Linked DNA regions of Homo sapiens: region 2 is linked to region 1. Evidence: read pairs that join two places in POLR2A ChIA-PET (ENCODE). Cell type or tissue: CD4-positive, alpha-beta T cell. All regions are shown on one strand. Links, peaks and the distances in the headings refer to the core of each region. The heading gives the core; the rest is flanking DNA.

What was found. Peaks named below come from ENCODE experiments on the same cell type or tissue, not always from the same donor. Only the 100,000 strongest peaks of a DNase experiment are listed, where the experiment ranks them.
Region 2: POLR2A ChIA-PET joins it to region 1 with 10 read pairs; 8 of 35 experiments call an interaction of 5 or more read pairs at or near these places.

What each region holds. Positions count from the first base shown.
Region 1 is chr4:2,735,903-2,741,237 of GRCh38, forward strand. No RefSeq gene overlaps it. Among named protein-coding and RNA genes, the nearest start is that of TNIP2, 18 kb to the right of the region's middle. In CD4-positive, alpha-beta T cell, for the core only: no CTCF peak of the experiment used is centred there; no DNase peak of the experiment used is centred there.
Region 2 is chr4:2,850,645-2,856,025 of GRCh38, forward strand. The region is part of intron 1 of ADD1 (adducin 1); the gene reads left to right. Among named protein-coding and RNA genes, the nearest start is that of ADD1, 9.5 kb to the left of the region's middle. RefSeq lists enhancers at 2,079-2,128, 2,259-2,318. In CD4-positive, alpha-beta T cell, for the core only: no CTCF peak of the experiment used is centred there; a DNase peak (open chromatin) is centred at 2,023; H3K27ac peaks cover 1,566 bases.

The sequences.
Region 1 (5,335 bases), core at 336-5,335:
TTTAAAGGAATACTAGAACAATTATATGCCAGCAAATTTGGTAATTTAGATGATATCTTAGTCCATTCATGCAGCTATGACCAAATATCACAGACTGAGTAATTTATAAATAATAGAAGTTTATTTCTCACAGTTCTGGAAGCTGTGAAGTTCAAGAGCAAAGTGCACCAACAGATTCAGTGTCTGGTAAGGGCTCACTCTCTGCTTCCAAAGTGGCACCTTGTTGCTGTATCTTCATATGGTAGAAGGGCAAAAAGGGGAATTAAGGTGATCCCTTCAACCTCTTTTATAAAAGCTGTAATCCCTTTCATGATGATGGAGCACTCATGATTTGAACACTTCCCAGAAGGCCCCACCTCTTAATACTATCACCTTGGGCACTAAGTTCTAACATATGAACATATAAACCATAGCAGATGAGATGGACAAATTTCTAGACAGGAAGAAGCTACAAGAACTGACTCCAGAAGAAATAGACAATCTGAATAGACCTATAATGAGTGAAGATGTTGAAATAGTAATTTAAAACAGGGAAAAGTACCCACAAAAGCTCAAGCCTAGAAGTCTTCACTGCTGCATTTTACCATACAGTTAGAGAAGAATTAAAACCAATTTTTCAAACTTTCAGAAATAGAAGAAGGAACACTTCCCAACTAATTCTGTGAGGCCAGTATTACCTTGATACCAAAACTAGACAAAGACATCACAAGAAAACTACAGACTATTATCTCATGAATATTGATGCAAAATTCCTCAACAAAATACTAGAAAACCAAATCCAGCAATATAAGAAAAGAAATATACACCGTGATCAAGTGGAATCCCAGGAATGTAAGGGTGGTTCAATATCCAACACATACTTAATGTAATCATATTAATCGAAATTTTAATTGCATGATCATCTCAATAGATGCAAAAAAAGCATTTGACAAAATCCAACACTTTTGCATAATAAAGACATTTCACCAAGTGTGAATAGAAGAGAACTTCCTCAACCTGAAGAATGACATCTACAAAAAATTCACTGTTAATATCATCCTTAATGTTGTGAAAGACCGCATGCTTTCCCCCTAAGATCAGGAACAAGGCAAAGATATCTGTTTTGCAGTTTCTATTCAACATTGTGCTAGAGGTTCTAGCCAAAGCAGTTAGGCCCAGGCAGGCGGATCACGAGGTCAGGAGTTCAAGACCAGCCTGGCCAACATAGTGAAACCCCATGTCTACTAAAAATACAAAAATTAGTTGGGTGTTGTGGTGCGCACCTGTAGTCCCAGCTACTTCGGAGGCTGAGGCAGGATAATCACTTGAGCCCCGGAGGCGGAGGTTGCAGTGAGCTGAGATTGCCACTGCACTCCAGCTTGGGCAACAGAGCAAGACTCTGTCTCAAAAAAAAAAAAAAATTTCAGCTGGGCATGGTGGCTCAAGCCTGTAATCCCTGCACTTTGGGAGGCTGAGGCAGGTGGATCATGAGGTCAGGAGATTGAGACCATCCTGGCTAACATGGTGAAACCCCGTCTCTACTAAAGATACCAAAAAAAAAAAAAAAAAAAAAAAAAAGCCCTGCATGGTGGCAGGCGCCTGTAGTCCCAGCTACTCGGGAGGCTGAGGCAGGAGAATGGCGTGAACCCGGGGGGCGGAGCTTGCAGTGAGCCGAGATCATGCCACTGCACTCCAGACTGGGCAACAGAGTGAGACTCTGTCTCAAAAAAAAAAAAAAATTTTTTTTTCAGGGAACTTCTATCTCAGTAAACTTTCTAGGGCTCCCGTGGTGTGGGGCCTGTCAAGATATTCCTTCCAAGGTGAAGGATAAGTCGCCTCATTTGGTCCCTCCTACAACCAAGAAGATCCACAATGCTTAGTGGGTCTATTTGGATTTTGGAGGCAACACATTCCTCACTTAGATGTGTTACTCCAGCCCATTTATCTAGTGACCTAAAAGGCTGCCAGTTTTGAGTGGGGTCCAGAACAGGAGAAGGCTCTGCAACAGGTCCAGGCTGCTGTGCAAGCTGCTCTGCCACTTGGGCCATATGACCCAGCGATCCAATGGTGCTTGAGGCGTCAGTAGCAGATAGGGATGCTGTTTGGAGCCTTTGGCAGGCCCCCATAGGTGAATCACAGTGGAGGCCTGTAGGATTTTCACCCCATAGGTGAATCACAGCGGAGGCCTGTAGGATCTGGAGAAGATGGCCCTGCCATCTTCTGCAGCTAACTACTCTCCTTTTGAGAGACAGCTCTTGGCCTGTTACTGGGCTTTGGTGGAAACTGAATGTTTGACTATGGGTCATCAAGTCACCATATGACCTGAACTGCCCATCATAAACTGGGTGCTTTCTGACCCATCACCATAAAGTAGGTCGTGCACAGCAGCATTCCATCATCAAAGAGAAGTGGCACATATGTGATTGAGCTCAAGCAGGTCCTGAAGGCACAAGCAAGTTACATGAAGAAGTAGCTCAAATGCCCATGGTCTCCACTCCTGCCACCCTGCCTCCTCTCCCCCAGCCTGCACCAATGGCCTCATGAGGAGTTCCCTATGATCAGTGGACAGAGGAAGAGAAGACTAGGGCCTGGCTCACAGATGCTTCTGCACGATATGAAGGCACCACCCAAAAGTGGACAGCTGCAGCAATACAGCCTCTTTTTAGGACATGCCTGAAGGACAGCAGTGAAGGGAAATCTTCCCAGTGGGCAGAAGTTGGAGCGGTGCACCTGGTTGTGCACTTTGCATGGGAGGAGAAATGGCCAGGTGTGTGATTATGTACTGATTCATGGGCTGTAGACAATGGTTTGCCTGGATGGGACTTGGAAGACAATGGTCAGGGGCTTGAAAGAAGCATTATTGGAAAATTGGTGACAAATTTGAGGAAGAGGTATGTGGATGGACCTCTCCAAGTGGTCAAAAACTGAAGATATTTGTATCCCCTGTGAGTGCTCACCAGCGGATGACCTCAACAGAGGAGAATTTTAATAATCAAGTGGGTAGGATGACCTGTTCTGTGGACACCACTCAGCCTCTTTCCCCAGCCACCTGCCATCGCCCAATGGGCCCATGAACAGAGTGGCCATGGTGGCAGGGATGGAGATTACACATGGAGATTCAGCAACATGGACCTCCACTAGCCAAGGCTGACTTGTCTACAGCCACTGCTGAGTGCCCAATTTGGCAGCAGCAGAGACTAACACTGAGCCTCAATATGGCACCATTCTTCAGGGTGATCAGCCAGCTACCTGGTGGCAGGTTGATTATATTGGACCTCTTCCATCATGGAAAGGGCAGAGGTTTGTCCTCACCGGAATAGACACTTACTCCTGATGTGGGTTTGCCTATCTTGCACGCAGTGCTTCTGCCAAGACTACCATCCATGGACTCAAGGAATGCCTCATCCACCATCAGGGTGTTCCACACAGCATTGCCTCTGAGCAAGGCACTCACTTTACAGCTAAAGAAGTGTGGCAGTGGGCTCATGCTCATGGAATTCACTGATCTTACCACGTTCCCCATCATCCTGAAGCAGCTGGATTGATAGAACGGTGGAATGGCCTTCTGAAGTCACAATTACAACACCAACTAGGTGACAATACTTTGCAGGGCTGGGACCAAGTTCTCCAGAAGGCCATGTATGCTCTGAATCAGCATCCAAGATATGATATTGTTTCTCCCTTAACCAGGATGCACGGGTCCAGGAATCAAGGCACTCAAGTGGAAGTGGCACCACTCGCCATCACCCCTAGTGATCCACTAGCAAAATGTTTGCTCCCTGTTCCCATGACATTATGTTCTGCTGGCCTAGAGGTCTTAGTTCCAGAGGGAGGAACGCTGCCACCAGGAGACACAACTATTCCATTAAGCTAGAAGTTAAGATTGCCACCTGGACACTCTGGGCTCCTCCTACCTTTAAGTCAACAGGCTAAGGAGGAGTTATGGTGTTGGCTGGAGTGATTGATCTGGACTATCAAGATGGAATCAGTCTCGGCCGGGTGTGGTGGCTCACGCCTGTAATCCCAGCATTTTGGGAGGCCAAGGCGGGCGGATCATGAGGTCAGGAGATTGAGACCATCCTGGCTAACACGGTGAAACCCCGTCTCTACTACACAAAATACAAAACATTAGCTGGGCATGGTGGCAAGTGCCTGTAGTCCCAGCTACTCGGGAGGCTGAGGCAGGAGAATGGTGTGAACCCGTGAGGCGGAGCCTGCAGAGAGCCGAGATTGCACCACTGCACTCCAGCCTGGGCGACAGAGCGACACTCCATCTCAAAAAAAAAAAAAAGATGGAATTAGTCTCTTACTCCACAACAGAGGTAAGGAAGAGTATGCATGGAATACAGGAGATCCATTAGGACATCTCTTAGTATTATCTAATGCCCTGTGATTAAGGTCAATGGGAAACTACAACAGCCCAATCCAGGCAGGACTACAAATCAGGAATGAAGGTTCGGGTCACTCCACCAGGAAAAAAACCACCATCTGCTGAGGTGCTTGCTGAAGGCAAAGGGAATACAGAATGGGTAGTAGAAGAAGGTAGGCATCAATAACGGCTATGACCACATGACCAGCTGCAGGAACCAGGACTGTAATTGCTGTGAGTATTTCCTCCTTTTGATAAAAAACGTTTGTGCATGTATACGCTAGTACTAAGAAAATCTCTTCATTTCCTTTCTCCTTTATCGTGTGACATAAGATTTATTGACTTCACATCAGCATTTAAGTACCGTCAGTCACCTTGGCCGGGTGTGGTGGCTCATGCCTGTAATCCCAGCACGCTGGGAGGCAGAGGCAGGCTGATCACCTGACGTCAGGAGTTCGAAACCAGCCAGGCCAACGTGGCGAAACCCCTTCTCTACTAAAAATACAAAAATTAGCCGGGCGTGGTGGCAGGCGCCTGTAATCCTAGCTAATCGGGAGCCTGAGGTGGGAGAATCACTTGAACCTGGGAGGCGGAGGTAGCAGTGAGCTGAGCCGAGATCACACCACTGCACTCCAGCCTGGGGAACAAGAAACTCCGTTTCAAAAAACAAAAAGTAAAGTATTGTTACCTTTATGTAATAGTATTATTTGGGTTGGGGACTGGTGCGTTTCCGGTTGTATGAAGGATAGTTGTATTATGTTAGGCATAATTGTGACTTTATTTTTGTCTTTATTTGAAGATTATTATCTCAGGACTATGTATGGGTTCAAGTAGACAAGGGGTGGACTCATGATGGTTAATACTGAGTGTCAACTTGATTGAAGGATAGGAAGTATTGATCTGGGTGTGTCTGTGAGGGTGTTGCCAAGGAGATTAACATTTGAGTCAGTGGGCTGGGGAAGGCAGATCCACCCTCAATCGGGGTGG
Region 2 (5,381 bases), core at 65-5,064, 110 kb after region 1:
TCAATCTCCTGACCTCATGATCCGCCCGCCTCGGCCTCCCAAAGTGCTGGGATTACAGGCGTGAGCCACCGCGCCTGGCCACGCCCGGCTAATTTTTATATTTGTAGTAGAGATGGGGTTTCACCACGTTGCCCAGGCTGGTCTTGAACTCCTGACCTCAAGTGACCCACCCGCCTCGGCCTCCCAAAGTGCTGGGATTACAGGTGTGAGCCACTGTACCTGACCCCCAGTAGGCAAATCTATACAGGCAGAAGGTAGATTTGGGGTTGACTGGGGCTCCAGCTGGGGAGAATGGAGTGGGAATGAGGAATGACTGCTAATGTGTATGGGGTTTCTTTTTGGGTGTTGAAAATGTTATAACGTTAGATTGTGATGATTAGTTACACAACTCTGAATACACTAAAACTCTGTATACTTCATTTAGAGACAGTCTTGCTCTATTGTTCAGGTTGGGGAACAGTGGTATAATCATAGCTGACTGTAACCTGGAACTCCTGGGCTCAAGTAATCCTCCCCACCTCAGCCTCCGGAATAGCTAGGACTACTGGTGCATACCACCACAGCTGGCTAATTTTTAAAAATGTTGCCACTCAAGATGTGTGGCCCTGGATCAAAATGGTGAAATTCTCTGAACTAATTTTTCTCATCTGCAGAAATAGGAGTAATAATAATAACAGTCATATCTAACTGGAGGTGTGAGGCTGTGGTAAGCAAACTTACAATGCTTACAGTATGTGAGGATTCTGTCAGTGTGCTTTCTTTCCTTCTTTTCCAGAACATAGAGGATGGAGGAGCAGGCCTTAAGAGGGAAAGACACAGAAGATGCAATAGAGAGCCTTGTAGCTCTTTTTTGTCTGTCTCTCCCTCTCTCTCAAAATAAAGCCTATGTAGAGGTATTTTTTTGTCTGATACAGCTGCATGTGTTTGCAGTTTAGTAGGAACTTTGTGGTTAAACCATGCTTTCTAAGATTTTCTTAAAAGGCCAACCTTGTTGCCAGATGATACCATTAATCAAGTTATTCAAGTTATTGTCACATAGGGCTTCAGGCAGGAAGGAAGGTTAGGAATGGTCTTTAGTCTCATAGAATGAACTCCCTTTTGGTCTGAGTGTCTCCTTCAGTAGGAAGGGATGTGATGTTAATTGACCAGTCTTTAGGGGGGAAATAGATGACCCCCACCATCCGGATACTCAGTTTTTATTCTTTTTTTTTTTTGAGATGGAGTTTCGCTCTTGTTGCCCAGGCTGGAGCGCAATGGCTCGATCTCGGCTCACCGCAACCTCCGCCTCCCAGGTTCAAGCAATTCTACTTCAGCCTCCCGAGTAGCTGAGATTACAGGCATGCATCACTACGCCCGGCTAATTTTTGTATTTTTAGTAGAGACGGGGTTTCCCCATGTTGAGGCTGGTCTCGAACTCCTGACCTCAGGTGATCTGCCCGCCTCAGCCTCCCAAAGTGCTGGGATTACAGGCATGAGCCACAGCACCCGGCCTCTTTTCTTTCTTTCTTTCTTTCTTTCTTTCTTTCTTTCTTTCTTTCTTTCTTTCTTTCTTTCCTTTCTTTCCTTTCCTTTCTTTCCTTTCTTTCCTTTCTTTCTTTCTTTCTCTTTCTTTCTTTCCTTCCTTCCTTCCTTCCTTCTTTTCTTTTCTTTTCTTTTCTTTTCTTTTTTTTCTTTTCTTTTCTTTCTTTTTTTTTTTTTTTGAAAGAGAGTCTCGCTCTTTCGCCCAGGCTGGAGTACAGTGGTGCGATCTTGGCTCACTGCAACCTCCGCCTCCCGGGTTCAAGCGATTCTTGTGCCCCAGCGTACTGAGTAGCTGGGATTACAGGTGCACAGCACCACACCCGGCTGATTTTTGTGTGTTTTTGTAGAGATGGGGTTTCGCAGATACTCCATTTCAGTTTTTTTCTGAGCAACGTCTCCAGGGACTGAAGCACACATACTTTGACAACAGAATCACCAGCAATGTCACTGACCTAGGGTGTCTGCAGCATTCAGTGTCTTCTATTTTCTGTACTAGGTGTTTTCTGTACTGTTTGTAAAGCAGGAAATATCTTTTTTTTTTTTTTTTTTTGGAGACAGAGTCTTGCTCTGTCACCCAGGCTGAAGTGCAGCGGTGCGATCTTGGCTCTCACTGCAGCCTTGACCTCGTGGGCCCGAGCAGTCCTCCCACCCAGCTTCCTGAGCAGCTGGGCCTGCAGACCCACCCCACCACACCCAGCTAACTAAAAAAATTTTTTTTTTAGTAGAGCCAAGGCCTTGCTATGTTGCCCAGGCAGGCCTGAAGGTGCTTTTAAACTCAGATAAGCAGGACATTTGTAGCTGTGGAAATAGCTGTAATCTAACCATCAGAGTTGTTTTAAGGATACAAATTACATATAGTGTTTAAAGCATAATGAATGTACAGGTTGCTAGATTGGGTTTTACTCTGTTCTTTCTGTAACTTTTTAGAAGTTGGTCACTTACTTTTTTTTTTTTTTTTTTTGAGACAGGTTCTCACTGTGTTGCCCAGGCTGGAGTGCAGTGGCACGATCTTGGCTCCCTGCAACCTCTGTCTCCCAGGTTCAAGCAATTCTCCCACCTCAGCCTCCCCAGTACCTGGGATTATAGGCGCCCACCACACCCAGCTAATTTTTATAATTTTAGTAGAGATAAGGGTTTCACCATGTTGGCCAGGCTGGTCTCAAACATCTGACCTCAGGTGATCTGCCCACCTCAGCCTCCCAAAGTGCTGGGATTACAGGTGTGAGCCACCGGCGTCTTTTTCTAGTATAAGTGTTTAAGGCTATATAGCTCTCTAGAAGCATCTCTTTAGTGAAGCCAATAGTTTCCAACTGTAATATTTTTGTTAGTAATGTATATTTAAATTTTCATTATGATTTCTTTTTTGGCCCATAAATTATTTTAAAATGTACCTTTAAATTTCTAAATATATGGTTTGAAGAAACTCTTCTGTTATTATGTTGTTTTTTTTTCTTTCAGACTGAGTTTTGCTCTCGTCACCCAGGCTGGAGTGCAATGGTGCAATCACGGCTCACCGCAACCTTCGCCTCCCAGGTTCAAGCGATTCTCCTCCCTCAGTCTCCCAAGTAGCTGGGATTACAGGTGCCCGCCACCACGCCTGGCTGGTTTTTGTATTTTTAATAGAGACAGGGTTTCACCACATTGGCCAGGGTGGTCTTGAACTCCTGACCTCAGGTGATCCACCTGCCTCGGCCTCCAAAAGTGCTGGGATTAAAGGCGTGAGCGACCGCGTCTGGCCGTTATTATGTTTTAATTGCATTGCACCCGGAGAAATGGCTTGTGTGCTGCTGATTCCCTGGAATTTGTTGTGATTTTCTTTATTGCCAGATATGACATGAATGTTTATAAACATTCCTTGTATTCTAAAGAATATGGGCTGGGTGCAGTGGCTCATGCCTGTAATCCCAGCACTTTAGGAGGCTGAGGTGGGCGGATCACCTGAGATCAGGAGTTTGAGACCAGCTTGGCCGACATGGTGAAACCCCATCTGTACTAAAAATACAACAAAATTAGCCCAGTGTGGTGGCACACGCCTGTAATACCAGCTACTCAGGAGGCTGAGGCAGGAGCATTGCTTGAACCTAGGAGGCGTAGGCTGCAGTGAGCCAAGATCATGCCACTGCATTCCAGTCTGGGCGACAGAATGAGACTCCATCTTAAGAAAGCAAGCAAGCAAGCAAGAAAGAAAGAATATGTATTTAATTTGTGTGAGAAAGGGAGGTGCAAGGTTCTGTATATCTCTAATGATCTAACTTTTTGCTTGCATTGCTCATATTTCCTATTTACTGTTACTGACTTGAGCAATGTGGTAGATTATTATGGTAATCTCATTATGGTAGATTTGTCAGTTTCTCTGTGAGTTCTAGCAATTTTTGGTTCATATATGTTGACAGTATTTTATTAGGTGTGAATAACCTTATACTTTTCATCTTCCTGTTGAGCTGTACTTAGGTTTATGGCCTTTTCCATTCCGAATAAATGCTTTTATTTTCTTGGTCTTCATTGTCTGATATTAATATAATTACTCCAGCTTTGTTTTGTTTGGTGTTTGCCTGGTATTTGTATTTTTGTCCATTTATTTTCAGACTGTCTGTGTTCTGTTTCATGGGTATATTAGTTTTTTGTGGCTCCTGTAACAAGTTACCACATACGTGGTGCTTTAAAACAGCAGAAATTATTCTCTCATAGTTCTGGAGGCCAGAAGTTTGAAAACAATATCACTGGACCAAAATCAAGGTGTCACTAGGGCTGTGCATTCTTCCTCTGGAGGTCGTATGGGAGAATCTGTTCCTCGCCTCTTCCAGCTTCTCATGGCTGCCACATTCCTTGGCTGTGGCTGCATCACTCCAATCTTTGTGACCCAGGTCAGATTGGTTTCTTGTCTTCTGTGTGGTTAAATCTCCCCCACCTCGATTTTATAAGGATACTGGTGATTACATTCAGGGCCCACCCAGGTAATCCAGGATAATTTCACAATCCCAAAATACTTAATTATATCTGTAGTCTTTGCCATATAAAGTAATATTTACAGGTTCCAGGCATTATTCAGACCTGTTAACTTGGGGACCGTTACTCAGCTTACTAAAAGAGTGTCTCTTATAAGTTACCTGTAATTTCTGTCTTTTAACTGGCATAATTTAGTACATTTATGTTATGATTCAGATAAATTTGTACTTTCTTTATCATCTTAGGTTTTGTATTCTGTTTGTCTTTTCTCCCCATGCTTGCCTTTTTAAACAACTGGGAGTTGTTTGTTTTTCTTTATATTCTTCCATCTTTTGGTTTGGAAATGACATACTCTTAATATTCTTTTAGTGATTACCCTTGAAATTTTGCTATGCATATTTAACGAAGTCTAAAACTAATATTCTGTCGCCCTCCTAGATACAGCAAAGGCATGAAAGTTCTTTAATTCCAATTATTCAACTCTCAAGTTACATGCTGCTGTTGTTCAGTGTTTTAGTCCAGACTTTTTTTTTTTCTTTTTAAAGAGACACAGTCTTGCTCTGACACTCAGACTGGAGTGCACAAGTTTTTTTCTTTTCTTTTTTTTGAGACAGGTTCTCACTCTGTTGCCCAGGCTGGAGTGCAGTGGCGCGATCACAGCTCACTGCAGCCTTGACCTCCTGAGCTTTAGTGATCCTCCCACTTCAGCCCCCAAGTAGCTGGGACTACAGGCACATGCCGCCATGACCAGCTATTTTTTGTATTTTTTTGTTGAAACAGGGTTTTGCCATGTTGTGTAGGCTAGTCTCAAACTCTGGGACTCGAGATCTGCCTGCCTCAGTCTCCCAGAGTGCTAGGATTACAGGCGTGCACCACCATTGGGCATGGTGGTGCATGCCTGTAGTCCCAGCTAC